Regions from separate parts of the Mus musculus genome. Here region 2 is linked to region 1. Evidence: chromatin loops called from intact Hi-C (ENCODE). Cell type or tissue: left cerebral cortex. All regions are shown on one strand. Links, peaks and the distances in the headings refer to the core of each region. The heading gives the core; the rest is flanking DNA. Region 1 overlaps Gm46903 (a long non-coding RNA gene). Region 2 holds the start of 1700096K18Rik (RIKEN cDNA 1700096K18 gene).

The links. A loop is a pair of places that touch in the nucleus more often than their neighbours do. Peaks named below come from ENCODE experiments on the same cell type or tissue, not always from the same donor. Only the 100,000 strongest peaks of a DNase experiment are listed, where the experiment ranks them.
Region 2: a loop joins it to region 1, with 2.6 times the contacts of the local background. A loop is called at or near these places in 3 of 42 quality-filtered maps.

Annotation. Positions count from the first base shown.
Region 1 is chr5:25,602,875-25,617,820 of GRCm38, forward strand. It overlaps Gm46903 (a long non-coding RNA gene), which reads right to left. Exons shown (of 2, transcript XR_001784824.2): 2 at 4,493-6,170. Gm42235 (a long non-coding RNA gene) reads left to right here and starts at 11,594. Exons shown (of 3, transcript XR_880895.2): 1 at 11,594-11,828; 2 at 12,527-12,664. In left cerebral cortex, for the core only: a CTCF peak has its summit at 8,350 (motif pointing right); DNase peaks (open chromatin) are centred at 7,257, 9,626 and 11,217; H3K27ac peaks cover 788 bases.
Region 2 is chr5:25,520,871-25,535,816 of GRCm38, forward strand. It overlaps 1700096K18Rik (RIKEN cDNA 1700096K18 gene), which reads left to right and starts at 9,148. Exons shown (of 1, transcript NR_027388.1): 1 at 9,148-10,596. In left cerebral cortex, for the core only: CTCF peaks have their summits at 5,568 and 8,655; DNase peaks (open chromatin) are centred at 6,285, 8,266, 8,839 and 11,952; H3K4me3 peaks cover 2,097 bases; H3K27ac peaks cover 2,005 bases.

The sequences.
Region 1 (14,946 bases), core at 3,546-11,545:
AGTTACAGAGAGTCACATCCTGCTATGACATGGGTGGTGGAAATTGAATTGTAGCTCTCTGCAACTCTCTCTCTCTCTCTCTCTCTCATGCACGCACACACACACACACACACACACACACACACACACACACACACACTCCCCTTTTGAGACAAGGTGTCACCATGTAGCCTAGGCAGGCTTTGAACATGAAACCCTCTTGCATTTTTTTCAAAGTGTTATGAGGAGTCCTTTCATGTTCAGTATAGATACACTGTTCCAGTGTTTTTTTAAAAAAAGTTTTTGTATGTCCCTGTAGAGAGATCAGAGGACAGTCCTTCTCTGTCACTGAGTGGAGGCAGATCTCTCATTCCTGTTGTGTGCTCCAGCCTATCTAGCTCTTGAGCATCCCTGAGATTCTGTTGCCATTCCTTCTATCTCATAGAAAGAGTGCTGGACCACATGTAACGTCTCACCAAGCTTCTGATCCAGCTTAAGGATGGAACTCGGTCATCAGGCTTGGGCAGTGATGGCTTCTTCCTTCCTCCCTCCCTCCCTCCCTCCCTCTTTTCCTCCTTCCCTCTTTCCCTCCCTCCCTCCCTTTCTTTCTTCCCTCCCTCCCTCCTTCCCTCCCTCCCTCCCTCCCTCCCTCCCTCCCTTCTTCCTTCCTTCCTTCCCTCCCTCCCTCCCTCCCTCCCTTCCTTCCTTCCTTCCTTCCTTCCCCAGTCAGATCCTTTGTATAGTCTTGGATGCCATGGAACGTGCTCTGTAGACCAGGTTGGCCTCTAATTCAGAGATTTGCTTGCCTTTGCCTCCTGAATGCTGGGGTTAAAAGCATGCACCACCACCTGGCCTGCCCCAATCGTTTCCACCTCTGATTGTCTGAGTTCCTTCATGTAAACGCTAGTGGTAGGAAGGTCCACTGTACTCTCCTCTCCTTGATGTCACTATAGGGAGGATGCTTCTGAAAGGGTGTGGGTTTGTCCCCCACCTCAATACTTCAAGTGTCCACTCTCAAATTCCATAGGGCTGCTCCTAACAGCAGCTGGGACAATGAGTCTATCACCCCTACCATCCAAAGGCATTACAACCTGCAACCTTCTGATACCAACACCCAGACCCAGCCTGGAGAAAGGGTGCCCTCAGCAGTTTGGTGGGGGTGGAGAACCCTAGCGCAGGGCCAGCAGCCAGAAACTTGGCAGGTGCTTTGTTACCACACGGAACTCAACTGACGAAGCAGAAATTTAAAGACACAATTACCCAAAACTTAAAGATTCAGCAGGCTTGGCAGTACATAGTTGTCACCCCAGATCTCTGGAAACAGAGACAGGAGGATTATTGCAAGTTCAAGACCAGTTTGGACTACGTGGAAAGACTGATCTCTGGGTTCAACCCCAGTACTGCATAAACCGGGTACCATGGCACATGACTGTAATGCCTTGGGAAGTGGAAGCAGGACAACCAGCAGATCAAGGTCAGCCTTGGCAACGTAAGTCTCTGCCACAACCAGCCATATAAATCAACGAGCAAATAAACTCCTACCAGCACCACCAGCACCACCATCAACAGCATCAAATCATCAGCAAGAATTGAAGCTCTTGACTACAGAGGACCCACCACAAACATGCTTCTCCATGTCACCAAGTAGGCTGCAAACCCCTCAAAAGTATGTGGGATCTACTTATTTAATCTTAAAGGCTGTTTTACACATAAGGAAGAATCATAGAAATATGAAGCTTGTTCAAGATGGCTAGCCCTGAGTGGGCAGACCAAGGCTCCAAAACAGCAGTTTATCCAGAGCTGGACTTCCTCCCCTGCCTTCAGATAAAGGCTCTCAGCAGACTCTTCAGGACAGGCAGAAACTGGAGTGGACAGCTAAGTTTCTGAGAGTCAGCTAGCCTGAAGGCTCCTCACTGTGTCCCTCTACTCCCCTGCTTGGCTGGCACTTTCCTAAGGCAGTGTCTACCAGTTTAGGAACTGTGCGTGTGGTGGCAGCTGGAACGGGTGGTGCTGGTTTGGGTACTTCCTAATTAACTCAGGGAACACAAAGTCCCTTCTGGGTTTTGAGGCCCTGGTCCAGCGTGTTAAGGAAGGACTTAGTGAGCAGCTCCGAGTGTCAGTCAGACCTGAGGGAACCTTCTGGAACTTTACTTGAATTCTCAGTGCCTGTACTGGCTATCTTTTTAAAAGCAGACAGGATCTTTGAAAATACAGTCTCAAAAGGATAACTGATTCCCTGGCCCCTGAATCATCTCATCTGCTGTAATAGTAGTTTTCATATGAAATTAACTAGAAAGTAATGTCATGGGCTGGGGACAAAGCACAGGTGGTCTAGCAGGCTTGTTCTAGGTTTGTTCTAGTTGTTGATTCCCAACAACTCATAAACTGAGTGTGGCTCATGTCTGTAATCCCAGCACTCAAGAGGTGGAGGCAGGGGGATCAGGATTTCAAAGTCTTTCTTGGTAAGTTCAAGACCATCTTTGGCTGCTTATCAAGTTGGAGATCATCCTCAGCTACATGAGACCCTGACTCAAGACAAAAACAAAACAACTGCAAAGTAAACACTTCAGAGTATGTGGTGTGTATGTGTGTGCGCGCGCATGTGAGCACCAGACTTCCATGGATTCTGTGATGTCCCTCTGACATCCTCATTACTGGCCTTGTGACTTTGCTGAATAGCCACCCAACTCTAATCTTATTTCTTTTCTGACAGGAAGCCTGTCAGCTAGCAGTTCCTCTTGTTGTGGGCCAGTCAAAACCAGTTAGATCCAAGATGGCTGCCAGACAACTTGTTACTTCATCATAATTCACTTATATGCTAAATGACACACCCTCTAATAGAAAGATAGTTGACATGCCCTGGACCAGAAGAACCATAAAAGCAAACAGATCCAGGGATTGAATCTGGGGAAATCTTCACTTATCCAGGAAAAGAGCTGACTGTCCTCCCATCTGTGAGCACCTCCAGCCCTCTTCTTTCTTCATACCCTGTTGATTCCACTCCAGTGTCCCCAGCAGTCTGAACTGCTGAGCAGTACACCTGCATCCCTGCCTCTCCCATTCTTGGCATAAAAGGTGTAGTGAGCCATCACCAACTGCTTGGAGCTTGGTATATATCACTATGTAATCTCGAGAGGGGAAAAATACCTGGTTTGTCAAAATTTGGTAATGTTTCTGCTTGGGCAACACTTGACATCTTGCCAGTCTGCTCTTGCAGGATGGAAAGAGCCCTGCATGCTTCTGGACACACACCATCTACCGAATGTGGTTAAGGGTTTACGTGGCCATCTTTAGCATCGTTGTAGTTCAGGACAAGATGAAGGACTGCAGTACAATCAACCACCTATAGCTCAGCAAGCCAAGGTGCTGAGAAAGTGCCTCTCCCTGCTGAGTCACTGCCTAGCTAGCTATGACTTCAATCCTTCCCTAGGTCCTGGGGGGGGGGGGAGACCCACGCTGATCTGACACTCACTACGTAACCAAGGTTACCCCGAACCCCCGATCCTCGGTGTGCTGGGATTATAGCTCTGCTCCTCCACACTCAATGTAGACTTAAGTTTCAGGTGAGGATGCTGCTGCCCAGCATTTCAGTCCGGATCTTTTAAAGGGAGGCCAACTGAAATGGCTGAGATTTGTTTCTTATAAGGATACCACATTTATTTTACATTTTAAAGGTTTACTTATTATTTTAAACTTTTTATTAATTCTTTGTTGATTCACATAATACCCCCCCATTCCATTCATCTCCCAATTCCTCCAAATCTGCCCTCTATTCTTGCAAACTCCCCTCCCAAAGAAAACAAACAAACAAACAAACAAACAAACACATCTCTCCATGGAAGCTGCAGTGTATCACTGTGTGTCCCACAGTAAACCGCTTTGCCCACACAGCTTTTTCTGGATTGTTTTGGCAAATGCTCATTGCAGTGAGTCATTGGTCTAGATTGAGGTCTCTGGCTTCTGCTTCACTACCTTCCAACCCTGCATCCCCACCAGGATTCTTCCTAGCTATCTGCCGGTTGCCCCTGTATCATGGGGGCCATGCAGCCTTGGTTCTGCAGAACCAGCCCTTTGACATGCTCCCAGCACTTCACAGCTAGAGTAGATGTTGAGGTGGGCCAACTCAAAGCCCTAGATTTGGGCCTGGGAGGTAGCTGAGTTGGTTAGCCTGAAAGTCTCCCCGCCCCCAATTTATGCCCTTGGGGCCTCCTCCTCCTCTCCAGCACTGCCCAGGTAAGGGATGGGGCCAGCTCTGTGGAGCCCTCAGATGCCAGCATGGCCCCAGGTGGCAGCCCAACCAAAAATGTTCCCATGGCCTTTGATGGTACCATGGGCCACGGACATTGACACAGGGTCCTGCTGCTGTAAAGTCACAGACCCAGAAATGGTGTCACCTCAGGTGGTATCTCAGGCTGCTCACGTCAGGCTGTTCCTCACTACCCTCGGGTCTCCAGCTCTGCCTCTGTTCATTGTGTACCCACCCATCTGCTTCTCTTTCTTTTCCATGTCTCCATTGCTTACTTGCTCCTCTTAGAGGCTCCCGGGGCCTCTGGCTCTCTTCCTCGTGGCACCAGGTAGGGCTCATCTTGGGAGTGCTCAGCTTGCCTGTGCTGAATGGCTTTTTAAAAAAGACTTTAATTTTTTTTAAAATGTGTATCAGTGCTTTGCCTGTATGCATAGGTATCCATTATGTGCATACAGTGCCCATGGACGCCAGAAGAAGGCATCAGATTCCATGGAGCTAGAGCTACAGACATTTGTGAGCTGCCATGTGGGTGCTGGAAAATGAACTCATGTTCCCTGGAAGAACAGCCATGCTCTTACCTGCTGAGCCCTCTCTCCAGGCCTCTGCTTCATGTTTTCACTATGTGTGCCTGTGTGTCTGTGTGCTCATGTGAGTGCAGCTGCCCAGTTGAGACCAGAATGGAGCATTAGATCCCCTGAAGCTGTAGGTGGTTCTCGACTGCCTGGCTTGAGTGCTGGGAGCTGGATTTGAGTCCTCTGCAAAACCATCGAGCACTTTTAAGCACCAAGCCATCTCTCCAGTCCTCAGGCTGTCATCTCTTTCTTGAGAATCTTCAGAGACTGTTGTGACAAGATACTGAAATAGTGGTGTAAAAAATACTGAGAACTTCCAGAGTGAGGATTCAGCTCCTGGTCTCTTCGGGGTTCATTTGAGGACACCCTGGGGGTTGTCTCTGGGGGGATGGAAGAAAGAAGTAATCTGACTTAATGGGCTTAATTAGTATAAGGGTCAGCACAAACTGAGGAATCTACCGACCCTCCTGGGCACTGAAATACTATTTTGTGGAGTTGGGCTGCACACACACATATTTTTGTTTGTTTGTTTTTGTTTTTGAGACAGGTTTTTGTTGTGTAGCCCTGGCTGCCCTGGAACTCCCTCTGTAGAGCAGGCTTGCCTTGAGCTCACAGAAAGCTGCCTGCTTCTGCATCCCAGGTGCTGGGACTAAAGGCATGCACCTTTGCTGCCTGCGCTGCTGGTCGCCCCTGCCTCTGACCACCATCACCCAGCGAGACAGACAGACAGACAGACAGACAGACAGACAGACACACACACACACACACACACACACACACACGTTTAATCCAAGGCCAGCCTACAAAGCAAGTGGTAGGCTAGTGAGGACTAACTACATGGCAAGTCCCTGTCTCAAGGAACAGAAATAAAACAAACAGCAGAAAAGCTCATCCCATCGAGCCGCAAATTGTATTCTTCTTGGAATTTCTGGTCACCCCTCTCCATCGCTGCCATTGTTAACTGTCCTTACAGTTTGATTTGTGTGTGTTAGGATGACCATGAGTTCCAGCCTCCATCTTCCAAGTGCTTAGGCAAGCCAGCCTCATAGAGGTCTTGGGAGGAGTTCAGATGCAAGAAGTTTCTCCAAGTCTCTCCAGTCTGAAAGTGCCTGGCCTTCTCTCTAGGCCATGACTTAGTTTTTCCCAAGTGTGACCTCTGGAAAACTCTGCAGCTATAGATGACGTGCTTCTCAATAGGCTAGTGTGGAGGTCAGGTCAAGCCAAATTCTACTAAAACTTAAGACCAGAGCTTGGTGTCCATCTGGTAGATTACTCGCCTAGCAAGCTGCAGAGCCAGGGGACATCCAGCCATGAGGTCATCGGTGGTAGAGTGTTTGCTTGCCACCCACAAGGTTGTAGGTTTTGTCCTGGTCCTGCAAGAAAACAATATATAATTTAAAACATATAATGCTAATATATATATTTGTATGGTGTATATGTGTGTCTGTATGTATGCATGATGTGTCTGTGTGGTTGTTTAGAGGCTAGAAGAGGATGTTGGATGAATTGTCTGACATAAATGCTGGGGACTGAAATTCAGGCCATCTGGAAGAGCAGGAAGTGGTCTTAACTCCAGAGCCACCTCTCCAATCCTGAAGAAAGGATTTCAAAAGTCAAAGTGGACATGACAGAGGCCAGTGAGGTGACTCCACAGGTAAAGACACTTACCCTGTATGCCTGCTGACCTGAGTTCAGTCCCAGAACCCACAGAAAGGTGGAGAAGAGAGCTAACTCCACAGGGTTGTTCTTTGACCTCTATATATGTGTGCTGTACAGCATAAACACCCTCTTCTCCATACCACCCACAATAAATAAGTGAAAAAATTGTTTTTGTTTTTGTCATTCGAGACTGGATTTCTCACTCTGTAGCACAGGCTGGCAGGAACTCAGAGATCTGCTTGCCTCAGCCTCCCAAGGGCTAGGATTAAAGGCATTCACCACTACCACCCAGATAAACAGAAAAAAAAAAAAAAAGAAAGAAAAAAAAAAAAACAACCAAAAAAACCGAGGGTCAGGAGAGATGACTCATCAGCTATGAGCATGGGCTGCTCTTTTAAAGTACCTGGATTTATTTTCCAGCACTCACATGGGAGCTCACAACTGTCTGTAACTCCAGTTTTAGAGGATTTGATACCCTTTTTGGCCTTAGAGTGCACCAGGTGTTCATGTGGTCTACATACATAATACGTACGTACATGCATCCATACAGGCACTCACATGTATACTTTTAAAATCCTTTTAAAAATTGAGAAGATTGGAAAAAGTAAAAGAGGAGAGAAAACATAAGCGGAAGTGTCATGGACCAGCATTCATTGGAACTCTTGTTTCACAATAGAAAGATGAAGGATGACTCAGTGGGAGGGACTGTTTAGAAAAGAAGTCGATTTACTACGGCTTTGCTTTCCCTTCCTGCTGCCAGGAAGGCTCCTGTGAATCCTGGGATTCACACAGAGGCGTCTGCAGAAGCCTTCGGATCACGTGTAACAAAGCCCCATCTGTCTTGCCCTCTCTGAACAGCACTGGCGCTTAGTTCTCTTGTAAATGTTCTGGCAGCTTCATTTCCGCCTCCTGCTTGTATTATCTGCAAATCACAACTACAAAATACTCTCGAGCTATTTTCCATCCTCCTTAGTAGTAAGCAGGGAAGAAATAAACAACATTTAAAATGCACTAATGCAAATATATATGCACGAGAATATTTACTGTAATTGCAGAGATTGGAAACAAATGTTTATTAACTGGCTCAGGCCAGAATACTAATTTAGTAATAATTGTTAAGAGAAGTAAAATACAGATGTGTGTGTGTGTGAGAGAGAGAGAGAGAGAGAGACAGAGAGAGACAGAGACAGAGAGACAGAGAGAGAGACACACAGAGAGAGCACAGAGAGACAGGGATCTGACATGCAAGGTTGTATATGAAGAAGAACAAGTTTCCAGGCCTGATGGCTCACACCTGTATCCTTGGCACTGGGGAAGATGAATTGACAGCATTGCTTTGAGTTGGGGGCTAGCCTGGACTCACAGTGAGTTTGAGGCCAGCTGTGGCTGCAGAATAAAAACCTGTCCACCCTGCCAAAACCACTCAAGTTAGAAGCAGGCAGATCTCTATGAGTTCCAGATGCTACATAGTTAGTTTGGGGGCATTCAGGACTATATAGTGAGACCCTGTCTCAACCCCGCCCCCCCCAACAATAAACAAATAACAACCAGGCTAGAGGGACAACTCACTGGGTAAAGGTACTTGCTGCCAAGTCTGGGGACTTGAGTTTGATTCCTGAGACGCACATGGTAGAAGGAGATAATTGAGTCTCCAAATTGTCTTCTGACCTCCAAGCATGTGCTGTGACTTCTATTCTCCCCAAATCCCTTCCCTGAACCCACAAATTGGTTAATAAATGTAGTAAAACATTAAAATAAATAACCCAAACATACACTAGAAAAAAAGACTAGTGGGAAAAGCAGTGAATAGTCTAATCTCCAGAGAAAACCGGCATATGTTTTTTGGTTTTTGGGTTTTCTTAGATTTATTTATTTATTTTACACATATGAATACACTGTAGCTGTATTTAGACACACCAGAAGAGGGCATCAGATCCCATTACAGATGGTTGTGAGCCACCATGTAGTTGCTGGGAATTGAACTCAGGACCTCAGGAAGAGCAGACGGTACTCTTAACTGGTGAGCCATCTCTCCAGTTTTACTGCTTATCTCTGCACAAGGACAACTGTGGTCACCTAGGTATGCGTAGAGGGCAGTGAGCTGATGTAGGGGGAGCTGCTGTTCCCCTAATTGGTTCTTGATTTGGTCAATAAAGAAGGCAGAAGCTAATGCTGGGCAAAAGGAAAAAGGTGGGACTTCTGGGTCCCAGGAGGAGTTAGAGCAGACCCAGGGAGATAGAGGGGAGAAGTCAGGCCAGGTTTTGGAATGACAAGTACGCAGCAGCCATGTAAGGTCTTGTGGCAACCAGAACCTGTGGCCTCCGCAAGTCATAATCTTTTTCTCTAGCTAGTTGTGGTCCAAGATTGAATCCCATTATCACCGAAAACAAACCATAGCAAAACACCCAAACAAAACCAAATGGCAAGAAACCCTCATTGTCTCAGAGAGTAGGAAGTCCAGGGTCCACGTGACTGGGATGTGCCGTTCAGTGGTTCTCAGCATAAAGACTGGGCTGCAACACCTATACCTGATGGGGTCACAGAGTCTGCTTCCCAGTGGCCCATGACGGGGGTCACAGAGTCTGTTTCCCAGTGGCCTGCCTGCCAGGCTAGTGGCAGGACAGGTCTGCTTTTTCCACATGGCCCTCTCACCACAGGGTCAGAATGGACGCAAAACAAGGAGAGAGTCACACGTTCCAGGACCACTGCTGTGGACCTCACAAGGCAGGACCGTGACACCATGGGCACCGACATTGAGGGGTTGTCACTGGGGCCCATCTGGAAGGCCGGCTGCCAATGCCTTTGGTGGTAATTTGTGAGAGGACCTCAGGCAGGAAGCTCCTAGGGCTAGAGGTATAGGTCAGACTGGACTCCGTGGGCTAGGGCTCAGTGGGAGAGAGTTAATTGGCCCACAAAAGCCCTTCTCCCAGGACAACTCATCTGCCAGGCTCTGGCCCGAGTCCTAGAATCGGGCTGCTCTCTTTATTTGAGGGGGGGGGTGTTGGTGTTTACGGCAGATGTCTGGGTCTCCCATCATTTCTCTCCCTGCTTCAGAAGAGGTCAAGGAGATGGGAGAGGACATGGACAGGTGGGTCCTAAAAAGGCTGGTTTGGACCAGTCCTGATTCAAAGGCACCAAGATCTTGGAAAGGAAGCTGGCGGTGCGCCCTTAGAGAGAGCTGGGTCCAGCTTTCCTCCTTTGAGGAGCTCTGCACCTGATTAACAATTCTGCTCAAGATGGATTAAGCTGCTGGAGCCTCTCTCCATTTAGGAGTGCCAGCTCTCTCCTCTTTGTACTCTGCTCCAGTCCCACCCCCACCCTCACTCCCAGATTGCTTTTGGGGCAACTTTGAGTCCAGCATACATTGGGGTTCCCCTGGAAGGGCAGAAGAGGCTGACTCCCCTCAAGGTCAGAGATGAGGAGAGACAAGGGCCATGATTATGAGAGGAACTCAACTTTGGAAGCCTCACTGGGGAGCTGAGGACACAGCTCAGGTGCTAGAGTGCTGGGTTAGCATTACAAGGCCCTGAGTTCAACCCCCAGCACCAAATACACCAGACATAGTGTCAGACAGCTATAATCTCAGCACTGGGAGTTGGAGGGAAAGGATCAGAAGTTCAAAGCCATCCTCAGCTACATACTGAGTTTGAGGCCAGCTTGGGCTACATGAAATCTTGTCTCAACAAAACAAAACAATATAAAGCAAAACAAAACAAGTGAATAAACCAACAGGAGCCTTATGGGCCCTTGACTCTGGAGGGTCTCTTGTTTTTCTCAGTAAATTTCATCCTGATCAAATTTTCTTTCAGGAGACAATCCTTATTTCTGTTTAACCTTCACCAGAAGAAGAGAAGTAGTCAATGTGGCAGCCAACCGAGGTGGCCTAGGACTGTTGGTGTTGAAACACAGTCACCCAAGCCCAGAGACTGCCATCTGCTTCCTCTTCCTTGTGTCCTGTCCCCCTTTCCAATGACAGCAAATCCTTGGACTAACTCTAGTTACAGCTGTTACTTAAATGGAACCCAAGTTTTGTTTTTTGTTTGTTTGTTTGTTCCTTCCCTTCTGGTAAGAACCTGGCTTTAAAATTCTATCTATTATTATTTTTTAAAGATTTATTTTTATTTTATGTGTATGCATGTTTTGCCTTCACGAGGCTAGGCACACTTGTGTCTGTACCTGTGCTCAGAAGAAGATGCCAGATGCCCTAGAATGGAGTTAAGGACAGTTGTAGGCTGACATGTCATGTAGGTACTAGGAACTAAGCCAAAGTTTTCTCCAGCCACAATTACTTATACGTCTGTGTGTGCATGTGTGTGTGCACGTGTGTGCGTGTGTGCATTGTAGAGGGCATGTTGGCCACAGCATGCACATGGAGGCCAGAGGACAGCTCTGTGGAGTTGAGGTCTCTCCTTCAACCTTAGGTTTCAGGAACTGACCTCAGGCTGACAAGTTTGCATAGAGAATGGCCTCACTCCCTGAGCCATTGCCACGGTGCCAGAGCAGACTTGTAAAACCATTGGTTACTTATCTGAAAAACTGCTTTCTTGTTTGGCAGCTGTTCAGATGAGCCTTCAGCCAAACTGGTTCATTCCAGTATTCGAGGCGCAATGGTAGAGGCGAGCCATGTTCACCTGTCCTTCAGATACTGCCCCAGCATTCCCACCCACTCTCCTCTTGGCTCCGCCTTTGCTTCCTGTCTCTCAATCCTCCGGCTTTCCTCTGCCTGCTTCCAAGTTGTTCTCTATTCAGCTGAAATCCAAGGATCTCCCTCAGAGAACACAGCTCATGGTGGGCTCCTCTGACTTAGCTGCCAAGGCCTCCGTGGCAGCCTAGGCCCCAGCACAATGGGCCTTTATGCCCATCTCTGGCACTCCCTCCTGGCCCCAGCTGCCCCCATGCTCTGGTTTTCCTTGGTCTTGAGGATTTTTTTCCCCCATTGATTTAGCCACTGCAGCACAAGGAATGGGAGGAAGGGCTCTGGAGACAGAGTTTGCTGCTTGGCCCTGGTATGACATCACCAGGATTCACCAGTCACAAAGGGCAAAGACTTTGTGTTCCTGGTTAGGGACAGAGATAGTCTCGCTCTCTCTCTCTCTCTCTCCCTCCCTCCCTCCCTCCCTCTCTCCCTCTCTCTGAATGTCATATCACCTACCCCAATTCAAACAAAACAAAATAATCTTGCTGTAGAAGCTAGGGTGTGTCATACCCTTTTGCCCAAACAGCTTCATGCGCAAATGTTCACTGTGGTGAGTCATTGGTCTGGTTGGAGGCCTCTGGCTTCTGCTACACTACCAATCCTGGATCCTCACCAGGACTCCTCTTATCCTGTTGTTGCCTTGTGTCATGGCTATCCTACAGCTTCGGTTTTGCAGGTCTGGCCCCTTCATGTGCTCTAGCAGTTCATAGATGGGGTAGATGTTGGGATGAGCCATCTCAAAGCTCTGGGTCAGGGGCTGGGTATTAGCTGAGTTGGTCAGCCCAAGAGGTATCCCATGCTCTTCTGCACCCATGCCACCAGGGCGAGCTCTGCCCTGACAAGGGGCGGGGCTGGCTCCTGGAGTGTTCCAGCAGGTAAGGTGTAGGGCCAGCTTTCCTACCTTGCCCAGGTGTGGGGAGCAGAGGGGGGATGCTGGGGGTGGGGGGTCATGCCCTCAGGGCAATCCATGCCCCCTACCACCAGGGCCAGCTCTAGCGTGCTACCCAGGTGAGGTGTGGAAGCCTACAACCCTTGATACCTATCAGCCTAGGACAGGTTTTTCTTTTTCCCCTCTCCTCCCTTCTTCTCTCCTTCCCTCCCCTACTCTCCCTTCTCCTCCCCTTCCCTCTTCCCTCCCTTCTCCCCTTCTCTTTTCCTTTCTTTCACTATGTAGCACAGGTTGGCCTCCAACTAATGCCTCAGCCTCCTGAGTCTGGGATTACAGGGAAGAGTCACCAAACCCACTTTCCCTAGCCTAGGAAATTTCTAAAATTCTCGGAATTGGAGAGTGGAGGAGGTCACAGTTCAACTCCAGCTTAGGCGTGAGGCAGAAGTGGACATCACTCACTCAGGAGAACATCTGCACCCTTGCAGGGGTAGCAAGGGTGTCTGAGAGCTGCTGCTATGAACAGTGTGAGATATATTTGTGTGACTGGACTTCATGTTGAATTCTCATGTCTCCTGGAGAAGACGCAGACATCAGCAGAAACAAGGGCCACCAGACCAAGGAAGGTGGGTTCAGTGCCACCTGGCTTTCCCTCATCAGCAAGCGCCTGTTTGAAGGTGCGGGTGGTGGAGGCTGTGTGGGAATGGGTGCAGGAGGCTTGGATCCGCTGCAGTTGACAGCCTGTGGAGAAGGGCAGTGGGAGTCCATGTTCAGGTTCAAGGGATGCTGTCCATGAACATCGAGAACACGGATGTAACCAAAAACCATCACCACTTCCACGCATGGGTTCTCTCTCTCTCTCTCTCTCTCTCTCTCTCTCTCTCTCTCTTTTAAAGGTACTTTTTACCTTGCTTTTTAATTTGATGTGCTTTGGTGCTTTGCTTACATGTATGTCTGTGTGAGGATGTCAGATCTTCTGGAACTGGAGTTATTGACAGTTGTGAACTGTCACATAGGTGGTGGGAACTGAACCAGGGTCCTTTGGAAGAACATCCAGTGCTCTTAACTGCTGAGCCATCTCTTAGGCCCTGACCCATGGGTTCTAACCCAGGTCTGGGATCTAACAGTGCTGGGCTCCTGTACTGCTGTAGGTGTATCTGGTGTTGATCAGCATCTGTGTGCTGGTGTGCAGTAAAACATATACAGTAGGGCACCTTGGGACTGCATACTTTCAATCCCAGCTCTAGGGAGGCTTAGATCACTTCAGGTTCCAGGTCAGCCTGGGCCAAAAATAAGGAAACCCTGCCACAAGCAAGCGAACAGCCAAGAGGCTCAGGAGTTCCAAGCCATCTTCACTTACATGGTGAATTTGAGACAAGCCTGGGCTGGGGCCCTGTCTTTAAAACAATGTATGCTGGGACACAACACATCTTTAAGCCCAGCCCAGGAGGCAGAGAAAGATGGGTTTCTGTGAGTTCAATGCCAACTTGGCCTACATAGCAAGTTCTAGGGCAGCTGAAGATACACAGTGAGACTCTGTAAAGGAGAGAGAGAGAGAGAGAGAGAGAGAGAGAGAGAGAGAGAGAGCTCCTCATTGTGGTAATCCCAGAAGGCTGACGCAGGGGGATCGCTGTGGGTGTGAGACCGGTCTAACTCCAGTGAGCTCTCACTGTACAGAGTTTAGCCACATGGGCTATAGAGTGAAACCTAAAATAAATAAAATAAAAAAATAAAAAAGTGCATGTATACACAGCTTGAATTATATTTTATTTATATAGTAGTACCCATGAGGTCAGAGAAGCACTTGTAGGAGGGCTCTTTATCCTTCCAATATTTGGGTTTCTGGGGATAAACTTTGTCAGATTTGATGGCAAGTTCCATCTTGAAGGGCATATTTAAATACACCTGTCTTAGCAGCGGGACATCCCTTAGTCCTCCAGACATGTGTGTTCTGGTTCCTCCCTGGTGAACTTGAACTTGTTACCCATTGCAGGGTCACAACCTGTTTCTGTGCTCACTTGTGTCTGTGTCACATTTTAAAGCATGACCCCAGGTAGGCCAGGGGCCACATTGTGCCTGGCAGACATGCTTGCACGGAGCACTGTATCACAGCTGCTGACGGTCTGATTCAAAGGCCAAGTGTGAACGCTGGTCAGGCTCCTAGACTTACTTTAAAATCGAACTAATTAACCATCACAGGCCGTCGTGCTGGGAAAGTTCCTGAAACTGAAGTCACACGAAGCTTTCCCAGTTCCACTAGTGCCACACACATGCCTTCCTTTCAGAAAGCAGCAAATTCACTTAAAGATTGATGGGATTTTGGAATTGTACTGAAAAATATGACCTCATTAGTAAGTCATGAGTCAGGACTGGGCTGTTAGACATACGCTTCTGTGTAATTAGAAGTCAGGGCAGGGAGAGCTAATAATGGCATGGAATAAAAAATTAAAATACTTTCCCTTTATACTTTCTAGGCTTCTCTGACATCCTCCTTTTGCAAAAATCCAGAAACAAATCTCATTCAGGAAGGTCTTATCGACGGATGGAGTGAGGGCACAGAACAGGCGCCCTTGCTTTGTGGGGTGTGAGAGGGGAGCAAACACTTGCTGGCTTTGCCATGCACAGGGGGTGTTTTCTGAAGGCATTTATTACCTTGCAGATAGCGCACAGAAAAAAAGAATATGCACATTTATTTTAATCCATTCATTATTAGTATTATTGTTATTTGAGACAGCACACAGTAGCCCAGGCTGGCCTCAAATCTGTGGCAATCCTAAACAAGTGAACCTAGCAACATCTAGGGCTGGGGACCTGGCTCACTGGGCAACAGTGCTTCTGCTGGAAGCTGGGCAGCCTGCGTTAATCCTTTAAACCCAAGTAAGGTTGCCTATTGCACTAGTTCACACTG
Region 2 (14,946 bases), core at 4,286-12,285, 81 kb before region 1:
TCCTTTTCAGCATCTTTTGCCTGGCCTCACATGCTAAGCACTCTTGGCATATAGGCCAAGGGCTTGTGAAAGCCAGAATTCAAAAGAACAGGGGTTATAGATAGCACATAGCTCTGTTGTTAAGAATACTTGCCTAATGCTGGACTTTCTGAATTCCAAACCAGCTTGATATACATAGCAAGTTCCAGACCTCAAAAAATTAGATTGATAGATAAGCAAATCATGGGAGTAAACAACCACTTTTTTAAAAAATTATTTTACACTGTAGCTGTCTTCAGACACACCAGAAGAGGGCATCAGATCTTGTTGCAGATGGTTGTGAGCCATCATGCCCTTGCTGGGAATTGAACTCAGGACCTCTGGCAGAGCAGTCAGTGCTCTTAACCACTGAGCCATCCATCTCCCCAGCACCAACAACCACTTTCTGATTGGATCTAAGTCTACCTCCACAAGATAAAACTCATACCTGGCGCCAATACCTGGCTAAGAACTTGTGGCGAGACAAGTCCTACAGGAGAGCCTCCTACTGTTGTTACATTGCTATATGGAACCTAGTGAGTCACTACACAAACAGACCAATGCACGTCTCAAGCCTCTTCTGAGAAGCTGCTGTTTGCAGCAGACGGTGGTTAACAGTAACCCACGACTGGCCAGGTGCACAGTATTCAGCCCTAAAAGGAACATCTGTCCAACACTGCCAAGGCTCAGGGATCCTTGCAGAAGAGGAGTGCTCCACGGGGACATGTGTCTTCTGGACATATCAAGATGACTGCAAATAAGGAACTCACCATAGAAACTGTAACAGCTTGCACAATATCTCTGAAAGCCCAAGGCAGACCAAATCCCAGCATGGATAGGTAAGCTAACCATGAAACCCTAGTCCTACATGAGGAGCTACTGATGGTTGTCAGCACCTGGGATAGTCAGTGACCGTCCTCTAAGAGTATAGCTACTGTTAAGTAGACCACCCTCGAATGGAAAACCACACAGCCAAGACTATGGGCAGCATAAAGTAGTCTTGAATTTTTTTTAAAAATAAAGATTAGTGGTCAGAGGTAGTAGCACCTGCCTTTAATCCCAGCATTAGGGAGGGAGAGACAGGCAGATCACTGTGGCTTGAGGCCAGCCTATGAGTTTCAGGATGGTCAGGGCTATGTAGAGAAACCCTGAAAAGAAAAACAAAACAAACAGAAAACAGAGCTTTGTAGGTAGGACAAAGCAGGGTGGATTCTGGAAAGACTTAGTTGGAAGATAATGATCTAAATATGTTGTATGAAACTCAAAGAACTAAAAAAAATTTTTTTAATGTCTTAGGGCTAAGAAGATAGCTTAGTCATTATTGATTCCCATGACCTATGCTTAAAAAAGAAAAGAAAAAAAAAGGACAGTTTTAAGGAAACAGCATTTTTCAGACTCCACAGGTATGGTGGTTTGAATAGGAATGATTCCCATAGCCTCAAGTGTGTGAATACTTGGCCCACTATTAGTGTGCCACCGTGGGGGTGGACCTTGAGGTCTCCTATGCTCAAACTCTGCACAGTGTGGAAGAGTCCCTTTCTCCTGCCTTTCTGATCAAAATGTAGAACTCTCAGCTCCTCCAGCATCAAGTCAGCCTGCACCCTGCCATGCTTTCCACCATGATGACAATGAGCTAAACCTCTGAACTGTAAGCCAGCCCAATGAAATGTTTTCTTTTATAAGCGTTGCTATGGTCACGGTGCCTCTTCACAGCAATGGAAACACACACACAACACAACAGGGCATAGGCATATATGAACTTAAAGATTGTGACAGTATGTACAAGATACACACACATACACAGAAACACACACACCTCTCCAGTCTTGGCTTCCATTGTTTACGGACTGCAGAATACCAATGGGCAAGGACCCTTGCTGTGGCTGCTTCCCTGTGTTTATCCTCTTGGCAGGCACCCCAAGTTCTGTGCTAGCAATTCTCTTTAGAAGAGGATAAGTTATGTCAGACAAACTCAAAGATCCTTATGAAGACACAAAGCATCACTTCTTATTTCGTGCCCATGTTCATGTTGATTGTAGTCCAATATTATTGTCATTGTTTACAAAAGGCAACCGAACTATGGCAGTATTTTCATTTTGATAAAAGCTTGCAAAACTACTTTTGATGATTTTTCCATTAGATTTTCATCTCATCTGTTCTTGCTTTGATTGTTGGAACTTAGTAGAAATGTTTCAAAATATACACAAATGTCACTGAAATTAGTTTTTAAAGAGAATGTAAAGCCTGCGTGGTGGCGCATGCCTTTAATCCCAGCACTTGGGATTTCTGAGTTTGAGGCCAGCCTGGTCTACAAAGTGAGTCCCAGGACAGCCAGGGCTATACAGAGAAACCATGTCTTGAAAAACCAAGAACAACAACAACAACAACAACAAAAACCACAAACCAAAAAGTTCAAGGTCATCTTCAAGTGCAGGTGGAGTTGAAGAACAATATGAGAAACTGTCCCAAAACAAGAAAATGGGGCTAGAGAGATGCTTCAGCAGTTAAGCACTGGCTGGCTCTTCTTGCTGAGGACAGGTTTCAGTTCCAGCACCCACACCCACATGGTGGCTCACAACTCTAACTCCAGTTTGCAGGGGATATGATACCCTCTTCTGGCCTCCTCAGGCACAAAACATGCATATAATGCCTGTACATACATGCAGATAAAACACGTGATGATATATATATATATATATATATATATATATATATGTATATGTATATATATATATATACATATATATATATACACATATATATACATATATACATATACATATATATACACATACACACATATATGTACATATGTATACATACATACACACACACACACACACACACACACATATTTGAGACAGGGCTGCTCTGTATATCCCTGGCTGTCCTGGAACTCACTCTGTAGAACAGTGTGGCCTGAAACTCAAGAGATCCACCGCCTCTGCCTCCAGAGTGCTCCAGATTAAATGTGTGCACCATTACTGCCTTGCATTTTTTGTTTGTTTGTAAATCTTTCTTTTAAAAGTAGCAAGAAGGGGCTGGAGAGATGGCTCAGCGGGTAAGAGCACTGACTGCTCTTCCAAAGGTCCTGAGTTCAAATCCCAGCAACCACATGATGGTTCACAACCATCCGTAGTGAGATATGACACCCTCTTCTGGTCTGTCAGCTACAATGTACTTACATATAATAATAAATAAAATAAAATTTAAAAGTAGTTTAAAAAAAAGTAGCAAGAAAATAAAAAAAGAAAGAAAAAGGAAAAGAAAGAAGGAAGGAGGGAGGGAGGAAAGAATAAAAACTCAGATGGAGGATGGCTAGAAAAATAGGTTCCCATGCTTCTGTTTGCCAGGATGACTGAGTGACTGGAAGTAGATTGTCAGCCTGTTGACTGAGCAGGGTGACAGAGTCCTTTAGGTGAATTATACAGTCACATGGACTCTGAAAATAGTTATCTCCCACAGCAGGAAGCAGAACTATTCTACAGGCTCAGCAGCCCCCATCCCCATTCTCTCGTTAGAATCCTTAGAAAGGAGGGGACAGAAACTCAGCTCCCCACGGTCACTCTCAACAGCCTGAAGAGGCCCCTTAATCTCTCAGGGATCACGACTCAGGCCAAACTGGGATTTGTGGCTTTGATACAGAAAAGAATTCCAGGCCCAGTTGTTTTGAAGCAGAGTTGGAGGGTTTTTTTTTTTATTGTTTGTTTGTTTAAGATTTACTTCGCTGGGTGTGGTGGTGCACACCTTTAATCCCAGCACTTGGGAGGCAGAGGCAGGCAGATTGCTGAGTTCAAGGCCAGCCTGGTCTACAGAGTGAGTTCCGGGACAGCCAGGGCTACACAGAGAAACCCTGTCTCGAAAAAAGAAAGAAAAAGAAAAAAACCAACTTATTTTTATTTTTTGAGTTTTTTAAGACAGGGTTTCTCTGTGTATCCCTGGCTGCCCTGGACCTCACTCTGTAGACCAGGCTGGCCTCGAACTCAGAAATCCACCTGACTCTGCCTCCCAAATGGTGGGATTAAAGGCATGCACCACCACTGCCAAAAACCAACTTATTTATTTCATGTATGTGAGTACACTGTCGCTGTCTCCGGACACACTAGAAGAGGGCATCAGATCTCGTTGCAGATGGTTGTGAGCCATCATGCCGTTGCTGGGAATTGAACTTAAAACCTCTGGAAGAGCAGTCAGTGCTCTTAACCACTGGGCCATCTCTCCAGCCCAGAGTTGGAGAATTTATTAAAAATATTTTTTAATGGGGTAGGGTGTGATGGCTCATTCCTTTAATCCCAGTACTCTGGAAGTAGAGGCAGGCAGGTCTTTGAGTTTAAGGACAGCCTGATCCACAGAGTAAGTTCCAGGAGAGTCAGGGCTGCACAGAGAAGCTGACTTGAAAAACCAAAAAAAGAAAAAGGAATTATTTTATGTGTATGAGTGTTTTTTCCTGCATGTGATGTCCCTTGGCCATCCAAGTGGCAGAGGGGTTGAAACGGGATACACCCAAGTTTCCTGCCTCCTCCAGCTTCTTCAGCTTTCTCCACCACAGCTCCATCCACCATCTCTAATGTTACAATTTCCTTTTTCTTGGTAACTCTTTTTAGGAGACTAAGCCATCCACAGGAAGACAAATCACAAAATACCCTGTAACAGGTTGCCTCTTCCTGAGCTTAACATGTCCTTTTAAACCAGGGGCTCAGAGAGAGACAGCCCTGGTGTGTAGCTATTAAACCAACTCTGGTCCTAAGAGCCTTCCTTCAAACCCACTCTCTTGGGGACACCCAGGGCTACACTTGAGCAGCAGGCATCCATCACCACCCTCGCCGCAGGTCTAGATGGTGGTTGCCTGCAGAGGCCAATGCAGGTACTTTGTTAGCATCAGGGCAAGCTTACCCACTGAATGCACTTGACCCTCCCCTCCTCAGGATACCACAAGTGAGTTCTTTTCCCAAGTCTGGGCAGAAACATAATCTCCTCCAATTCTCACACCAACGCTGAACATAGTCAAGTCCAGTATTATTAGCCCCACTTGATAGAGGAAGAAACTGAGACTTATATGTGGTTGGGGGTGGCTGGCAGTTCCCAAGCCTGCAGGAGGAGGAATACCTGTGCAATGTGACCCCGCAAACCCTTCCAGGTCTAAGCTGTGTCCATCCTTCAATCTGATTTATCTGGAATGGCAATGCTAGCAGTGAGTGTCCTTTAAGAACCTGAGATGATCCCGTTGATGGCAGGCTAATTCTCCTAAACCGTTAGTTATACATTCCATTATCCTAGTAGCCCTCCAGGACAGGAACATTGCAGGGCTCAAAACCTATCCCGATCCCACAGTAGGCTCTCTGCCCTGGGGAGACCACGTGACTATCCTGCACACAGCACATACCGGTCCCACCCTGTTTCTACCCTGCCCCAGGGCGTGATCTGCTCAACACTTCCCATTCCCCAGGGCCAGGGAACTCTGGCTCAGAATGCAGGAAGCTGAGCACCTTTGAGCCAGAGCTGGACTCAGTGCTTGCTGAGCTCACAGGAGATCCTAGGTCAGCCCCTAGCTGGGAGCAACCAGATGACAGCAGACTTGGATGGAAAATGTTAGCTAAAGGGATGTCCACAGAAATTTTATTTAGAATTTCCACTTTTATTGAAAGTTAGATTGTTTTCATACAATATATTCTGATCACATGTTCCCCTTCTCCCACACACACCCTAACCCTCTCCCCACCTCCCCATACCCACAGGATTCTTTTTTGAGATGGTTTGGTTTGACATGTTTGTTTTTATAAACAGGGTCTCGTGTAGGCCAGGCTGGCCTCAAATTCACATGGCTACTGAGGCTAGCCTTGACCTCATGACTGACCAGCCTGCTTCTACAAGCCTCCACACCTCAGTTTGGGACTGGGTAGTTGTGCACAAATACAAGGGCATGTCTTTACCCTTAAAACTGACAGACAGACCAAGACTGGCATCACAGAGACCCAACGTTAACCAGCAGTCACCAAGCTCATCCTGTATGTTTGGGGCACGCAGGTTGGTGCTACATTTAAACTCCAGGGCAGCTGCTCTAAAACTGTCCTAGCCAAAGCCTGTGTCATAGAAACACCAGACAGGTCCAGCCACTGAGAGAGTGCTGGAGTGGGGGAGGAGAGAAGAACCTCTTTTTACTGTGTTCCTGCCCTGTGGGATGACACTTATAACCACCTCCAGGGCAGCAGCTGGGATCCCCTCCCCCACTGGAACCAGCATCCAGCAGAGCCTGGAGCTGCCCTGGGGAAAGGGGGGCTGCCTGCCAAGGATCTGCCCACCTGGGGCCACCGCCAGGGCCCGGCCCGAGCCCGGGGCCCAGTCAGACTCTGCAGTCTGTACACAACCTGAAACAAAGTGGGCAAAAGGCTGTCCTTGAGTCCACATGCCTTAGTTCTTACTCTGCTCATCAAGAAATAACAGGAAATAAAGTAAGAAAATGAAAGAATCATAAACTGTTTACAAGAGTAGCTCCTCTCCCAATTCTTGTTCACAGGTGTGTCTACACCATGGGGTCCAGCCAATAGGAAGACTGGGTTGCCTGTTGACTGGATCCCATCTCATGGAAGCATTTGTTTATCCACTAAGCATTTGCTAAACCTGCCCTAGCAAATAGAAAGAGCCCAGCTTGGAGGGAGAAGGGGAACCAGCCATTTTAAGTAAACAAGAAGGCTTCAGATGGTGCAGCATGCTTTGAAGGAAGTAACTGGGAGAGGACAGAAAGTACCTGGTTGGGGGCAGGGAAAGGACCCATTTCAGATCAGCTGACACTGAAGGCTGGCCTGAGAAGTCAGAAGAGATGCAGCTCCACACACAAGCCCCGAAGCCTCAAGTGCAAAGTTGGAAATGGGAAGCCCTGAGGGAAGGTTCTCAGTGTGCCTGGACTGCGCAAGCTAGGCACCTACAGAGCTGGGCCTCCCCCAGCCAGGATCCCGGAGCTCTGCAGACCTCGGGATGCAACCTAAAAGGCCACTTCTGTCAACTGGAATGCCTTAATGAGCCTGACAGGGCAATCTGCGGAGCCTGACCTGCATGCACACAAGATCATCTACTTTAGTAATTTTGAAAAAGTCATGGGTGTGGAGAGGGAGTGGCAGAGTAAGTGGGTCAGGGTCTTCTGTGGCCCAGGCTGGCCTTGAACTCCTGATTTTACTCCAGCCTCCCCAGCACTGGGATCTCAGGCAAGACCACCACACTCAACAGCTGTTTTGTTTTTGAGCTGGTTTCAAATAGCTCATACTGACCTTGAACTCCCCATGAGGCTGGCCTTGAATTCTTCCTGCCCCCAAATCCCAAATGCGGAGAGTACCAGAATTACCACAGTGGGGATTAAGACAACCCCCAGAAGACAGGGTTTCAATGCACAGCCCTGACAGGCCTGGGATCTGTAACCCTTCCTCTGCTCACCAGCAAAGGCTAGGCCAGTTTCAAATTTCAACTAAATTTCTCTTGGAGACTACATTGCACTGTGCAGTTTTATCAGTTTATTTCTTCTCTCTCCCCTCCCCCTCCCCCCCACCCCTTGGTTTCTCAGTGTAGCCCTGGCTGTCCTGGAACTCACTCTTGTAGACCAGGCTGGCCTCAAACTAAGAAATGCGCCTGCCTCTGCCTCTCATGAGCTGAGATTAAAGGCATGAGCCACCACTGCCCAGCTTATTTCTATTCTCTAAAACGATTTAAAAAAGCTAGCTCAATTATAGAAAGTACACATGTAAATTTTAAATGTCAATATTGCATAAACAATGGAAATTTGACTGCTACTCAGGAAAGGCAGCCTATTATTTTTGGAGTAACAAATTTGGTCACTTTAGGAACTAAGTCCTGGGACTGCAAAGATGACTCAGGTTCACAGCTCTGGCTCTTCCAGAGGACTTTAGTTCAATTCCGAGCACCCACAAGGTAGCTTGCGACTGTAACTCCGACTGGAATCTAACATCCTTACACAGACATACAGGCAGGCAAAACACCAATGCACATAAAATGAAAATTAATTAAAAAAATTCAATCCCAGGGTGGAGAGATGAAACCTTCTGCAGAGGAGCCCCCAAGTTAGGTGGCCCACAACCAGCGGCTCCAGGAACCCAGCGGCCGCCCTCTCTGGCTTCTGCAGTCAAACCCCGTACCAAGGAACTAGCGAGTTCCAAACCAGTCAGAGATACAAAGGGAGAGGTGAGATCCTGTTTGAAGAAACCTCCAAACCTAAGACACACCCAAAGAAAAGCACTACCCCCACCACCATCAACAACAAAATGTTTGAATGATCTGGGCCGTCCAGTTCCTTTCTGGAACCAAAACCAGCTAATATTGATATTGACGTTTATCACTTAACCCCTCTCCCTGATTTCGAAATGAAGTCTGTTCCACTCAGCCGAATTTAAGGAGAGGTGTGAGGGAATGAAGGCGGTGTGCGTGGGGGCTGGGGAAGAAGGAGTTGAAAGGGGCGGGGTGCGGCGGGGTACAGAGGCAAATGTAGATCGCTGCTACATTGAGTTTGGGACCGGGACCAGGTATCGAGGCCCGGGCTCCCAGACCCAAAGAAAGCAGGAAGAAACGCAGCAAAGAGGGAGGGAAGCCGACAGAAACCGGAATGCCCACGGGAACAAACTCAACAGTGACCAGCTGGAATCCACCGCGGACCATAGGAGGCAAGGCGCCTGGCGCGAGGGGCCAATAGGAGGACGAGCCGAAAGAGGGGCGCTGCAAGGCCAACCCGAGGACCAGCAAGACTGGGGGCGGGGCCTCTGGGACGAAGCCAATGACTGGGAGAGCGGCCTGGGACGCGTGGCCAATGGCAGGGCGAGCTGGGTTGGGGCGTGGCCCCTGGTTTGAAGCCAATGGCAGGGAGTACAGCTTGGGCGAGGCCAGTGGGAGCTCGAGGGTGGGGGAGGAGCCAGACCCGGAAGACAGTGGGGGCGGGGAGCCGCGATGACAACCTGTCAAGTCCACTTCGGGACGAACTAGGTCACGCGCTTCTTGTAGCTCCGGCGCCCCCGCCCCGCGAGGCCCTGCGGGTGGCCCCGGGGCCGGGCCGCACCGCTTCCTCTTCCTGCCCGCGGGGGTGGGGGCGGGGCGGACACCTGCCGTTCGCCGGCCCGCTCCAGCCTTCGGGCTGCCGAAGGTCTCCTAGCCTTCGGGCCAGTGCCCGCCGATCCTCCGGGAGCCAGGTCCGCGATCTCCGGCGCCCGCCGTGGGCTCGGGAAAGCGCACAGCGCACTACTTGTCGCGGAGGGATCCGGCCCCTGAGTTACCTGTTCTCCACTCGGAGCTGACCTCGGTCCAAGGGCCCGCAAGTCCGCCTCACCGAGAAGTAATACAGGTTCGGATCCGCGCCGCCGACCTCACAATGGCGCGGGCGTCCAGCCACTGTCACGCAGCATCCCGTGCGATTATTCGCCCAGAGCCTCACTGCTTAGGGGACCACGGCGGGGCCCTTCTCCCTCTCGCTCATTCAGAAGATGAGAACGTCCCCGCACGACACAACGACGCTGTTTTAACAATACCCAACTAACTCTGCTCTTCCAAACTGCACACACTTAAAGGTGACATGGCCACAGACGCTGGGTTGCAATACTACGCTGGAATTCTGCACTAATTATTTAAAAGCTTTCTTACAGTACTACAGCGAAACGACCGGTTACAAACCTTTCATTTTCGTTCGAACACCGTACTCTAACCAATGGATATTTTGTGAATACTTCTATTCAGTATCTCTAGATTTTTAAAAAAAAAAACCCAAATGTAAAGAAAGACATTACCAAATGAGTGGTTCATCAGTGAAATAATTTGTTTTGCCTTTACATTTTAGCCTTTTTGGAAGGCACATTATTTGCAGTATACACAGATATAAATTTTGTACATTTAAAATAGCCTGTATAGCCTTTTTGTCGTTCTTTCTTGAAGCCCCTCCCACTCTGAAGATTCTTTCGCTTCTATTAATTTTAAGTCTGGTTAAAAAAATAGTGCTTGAGGCCATCCTGGTCTACAGAGTGAGTTCCAGGACAGCCATGGTTAAAAGAGAAACCCTGTCTCAAAAAAACCAAAACAAACAAAAAAAAAATAGTGCTTAAATTAAACATAAAAACAATTAGCATTTACATTTGAATAATGCTTCTTCATGTTTATTACCATGTACATTACTAGGAACTGGAAGTCCAATCTTGTAAAAAATTAAAATTCAAGACAGGCCTTTATAGTGAGGTTATTGTCTTTTCATTATAACTCATTTTTTACAGCCAGCTAATTTTCCAGAGGGAATTACTGTTCCTATCTTTAGTCAATTTGGTTAAGAATTCTTTGCCTTTAAATATATAAAAATGTTTGTGTATGATTTTATTTTTCTGTGAGAGCATTAAGGTTAGAGGACAACTTGTGGGCATGCTATTCTTTTACCTAGGAATGGAACGCATTTCCACCCTGTGACAGGGTCTCATGTATCCTTAGATAGCCTGGAACTCACCTGTATAGATCACATTGACTGAAATTTCAGAGATTCCTCTGCCCCTCTATTCCTGGGATTAAAGGTGTACAACACTGCCACCAGCATTAAAAATTGTCTTTATACGTCTCTGGTTTTTTTTTTTTTTTTTTTTTTTTTTTTGGTTTTTCGAGACAGGGTTTCTCTGTATAGCCCTAGCTGTCCTGGAACTCACTTTGTAGACCAGGCTGGCCTCGAACTCAGAAATCCACCTGCCTCTGCCTCCCAAGTGCTGGGATTAAAGGCGTGCGCCACCACGCCCAGCACGTCTCTGTTTTTACATTACCTATATGTAACTGTCCACTGAGGCCAGAAGAAAGTCGTGGATCCCTGGAGCTTGGGTTAATTCCAAAAGGTTGTACGCCAGCTTTTGGTACTGGGAAGTGATCTTGGGTCCTTGGAAGAAGCAGCAAGCACTCTTAACCCAGGAGACAGCCTCCTGGCCACACCTCCCTTTTGTTTTTAATTTCCAAGATTTTGAAGTCTTTTCCCATTGAAGGCTGTTTAATTCTTCCATCTCCTTGGGAATAGAACCCAGAACTTGCCCATGCGCAGTGCGCTGGTCATTCTTTACTGTCAGTTAATATTAAGCAGACTATACAACTACAAAGGTTTTCTTCCTTCAACAAAAAAAAAATACACCTTGATATTAGCAATAAGCAAAGTCAACAGTGTCAAAAACATGAGTATGAACTCCTGTCATGGACTTATCCCATTGGTATTACAACTTATGACTTATCCCATAGGTATTACAATAGGAAGTCATGTTAAACTTCTGACAACTTGCTGTCCATGCTCTGCTGGTACTCTCTCCAGCTCTTCATGACTTTTCTTGCCTTCTTCCCCTGATCAGAAGTGAGATGTTAATTTGTGATCTCCTATAACAAGATGACCAGTGTGTTCTTTTCTGCACCCATAAGTCTCAAGAACTCTTGTTTTCTTTCTTCATTGCCCAAGTCTGCTGCCTCCCAATTGCTAGGTACAAGATTACCGCCGGGGGAAGCTGAACGCTTCACCTCGTGCATGCATATGAGACTCCTGGGCAGCACTCATGGCAGCTGGGATCCCGTCGGGGGAAGTGCCAAACATATCCTGTCGCAGTTTTCCTCAAATGTAACACCAGCAGCCCTCACCCAGCAAGCAGCTGGCCCAAGCAGCGCCACTCCAGAACGCAGAGCCCCTCCGGGCCTTCTCCAGCACAGTCCTTTTGTTTTATTTCTGAGATAGGGTCTCAGATACCCAATGATGGCCTTGAATTCAGTATGTATCCTAGGCTGGCCTCAAGTTTTAGAGACTCCTCTGGCCTCAGACTTCTGTATTGCTGAGATAAAGGCCTATGCCACTAGGCACAGCTTATTTTTCTTAAACGTTTTAATGCAGTGTGTCATTTTAAAACTGGCCAATCACGTAAGAAAAACTACTTGGTGTGAGCAAGGAAGAGCTGCCTCCCACCCCCTTGCCAGCTGCTGCAGGAGGGAGGGCAGCCCTCTTGCCTAGGCAGCACCTCCCTTGAGAGCTGGTAGAGCTGGCGCTGGTGGTGTGCTGGGGAGTCAGGCCTGAGAGATAGCGTTCTGGAAAGCTAGCCCTGTCCCTTGAAGCCGGCTGCAGGCAAGGGAGCTGCCCTTCCCCCCCTCCCTTTTTTTTTTTTTTTTTTTCCCCCTGGGCAAAGCAGGAGAATTGGCAAGCTGACCAACTCAACTAACACCCACCCAGATCCAGGGGCTTTGGGTGGCGCACGCCTTTAATACCAGCACTCGGGAGGCAGAGGCAGGCGGATTTCTGAGTTCCAGGCCAGCCTGGTCTACAGAGTAAGTTTCCGTGACAGCGGGGAGGGGGGGTGGGGGGGTGGAGGGGGGTGGGGGGGTGAAGGGGGGGTGGGGGTTGGTTAGCTACACAGAGAAACCCAGTCTCAAAAAAAAAAAACCAAAACAAAACAAAACAAAAAACAAAAGATCCCCACCCCAACATCTACTCCTTCTGTGAACTACTGGAGCTAGTGAATGGACTACAACCTGCAGAAACTGTAGGATTTCCATGACAAGGGGCAACAGCAGGATATCTGAGAGGAGTCCTGATAAGGATCTAGCACTGATAGTGTAGCCTGGGGCCTCGAACCAGACCTCTGACTCACTACAAGGAACATTTGCTGGTGAAGCTGTTTGAACAAAAGGGTGTGACACCCAAGGCTTCTACTACAAGATTTTTTTTTTTTTTCAGGAGAGATTGCAAGGGCCGAGGGCAGATACCGAGGGACATAAAGATGAGTGGAGCTTGCTGGGCAGGGGTGGCGCACGCCTTTAATCCCAGCACTTGGGAGGCAGAGGCAGGAGGATTTCTGAGTTCTAGGCCAGCCTGGTCTACAAAGTGAGTTCCAAAACAGCCAGGGTTACACAGAAAAACCCTGTCTTGAACAACAACAACAACAAGAGTGGAGCTGGGGTCCATGATTCACAAAGAATCAATAAAAATAAAAGATACTCCTTTCATTTATCTCAAATACGAAAAGCTAGAAATAGGGCCTGTGTGATCCTAGAACTCAAGAGGCAGAGTCAGTCTAGGATCCATATCTGGTTCTGAGCTAGCTTGGACTAGAGTGTAAAACCTTAGACATTGTTTCACGAGACAAAAACTACTACCATTCAAGTAGACATTCAAAGACAATTGATTTCTCACCAAAAACTAAAAGAGGACAGAATCAGAAAGGTTCCAGGTTTCTTACAGTGTTTTGTGAGCATGTCATTCGTACAACCAAAGGAGAGAAACTACGGTGTGGAGGTGCAGCTTGGGGACCAAATGCTTCCCTAAGCATGCAAGAGGCCTTAGGTTTGGCCTCCAACATGGGGCAAAAGGGAAAAAGGAAATAACATGAAATCATGCATGTACCATGAGTTGGTTCTGGGAAGGAAATGAAAAGCTAAGCCAGAGCTGTAGGTGCTACTATCTCCAGATTTCAAAAATATTTTCCAAGTGGCCTGAAGGGGACCGGGAAGGAAATAAGACCCAGGGCACACAGAGGCACAGGTGTCATGTCAGTACAGTGTAGAGATGACTGCCACATCCCATCTTCCTGTGCCGTGCCACAGTCCTCAGAGGATACCATGTTCCAGCTGAGAGTCTCTGGGGCTTGAGACAGGGTCTACACAACACCCCAGGTTATTTGTTTCAGGTGTTTATGGTTTTGGTTTTGTCCATTTTTTGAGACAGGTTTCTTTGTGTTTAGCCTTGGCTGTCCTGGGACCTTGTAGACCAGGCTCGCCTTGAACTCAAAGAGATCTGTCTGCCTCTGCCTCCCAAATGCTGGGACTAAAGGCATGTACCACTACTGCCTGAATCCCAGGCTATTGAACTGTATATTATATGGGCTGATCACAAACTCACAGTGATGCTTCTGTCTCAGTTTTCAAATTGCTAAGATCAAAGCCAAGGTGAGACCATGCCCACCAAACCCATTTCTACCCTGAGTCCTCTCAGTGCCAGGAATTGAGCTTAGAGCCTCATGAATGCTAGGCAATCTCTCTAGCACTGGACTCTAGTCCTAGCCCAAGCCTGGTTCCTTCTCTGGCATCTTCTGTCCTCTAATGGTCTTTTCTCTGAGCCTGTGTCTTTTTGTTGCTGTTATCCAGTCATACTTAATTGGGGTATTGGAGCTCATCATTAATGACAGCTTTTCTCTTCCTTCCTTCCTTCCTTCCTTCCTTCCTTCCTTCCTTCCTTTCTTTCTTTCTTTCTTTCTTTCTTTCTCTTCCTTTCCTTTCCTTTCCTTTCCTTTCCTTTCCTTTCCTCCCTTCTTTTTCTTTTCTTTTCTTTTCTTTTCCTCTTTCTCTCTTTTTCTTTCTTTCTTTCTTTCTCTCTCTCTCTTTCTTTCTTTCTTTCTTTCTTTCTTTCTTTCTTTCTTTCTTTCTCTTCCTTTCCTTTCCTTCCTTCCTTCTTTTTCTTTTCCTCTTTCTCTCTCTCTTTCTCTCTCTCTCTCTCTCTCTCTCTCTCTCTCTCTCTCTCTCTCTCTCTCTCTCTCTCTCTCTTTCTTTTTTTGAGACTGGGTTGCATTAGCCCTAGCTGGAATGAAACTCACTATGTAGACCAGGCTGGCCTCAAACAGCAATTTGCCTGCCTCTGCCTCCCTGCTGCTAGGATTAAAAGCATGCACCACCACACTCAGCTAGTGACCTCATTTTAGCCAGTTACCTCCTTAGAGATCCTGTATCCAAATACTCTAATATCCGGAGGTTAGCTTTTGAACAAGTTGAGTTTAGGGAGAAGGCACAAATCTCTCCATAATTGGATGTGATGGGCTGGTAGGAAGGTGGCTTACTAAAGACATGTAAGTTGTTGCCCTTACTTACAAAGCTGGACTTTGGCTGCCAGATAGGAACCTGCCCTGAGAGAGTGAAGAAGGGCTCTGGAGAGATGAGTTCTCTGGAACTTTTGGCTGATTGACT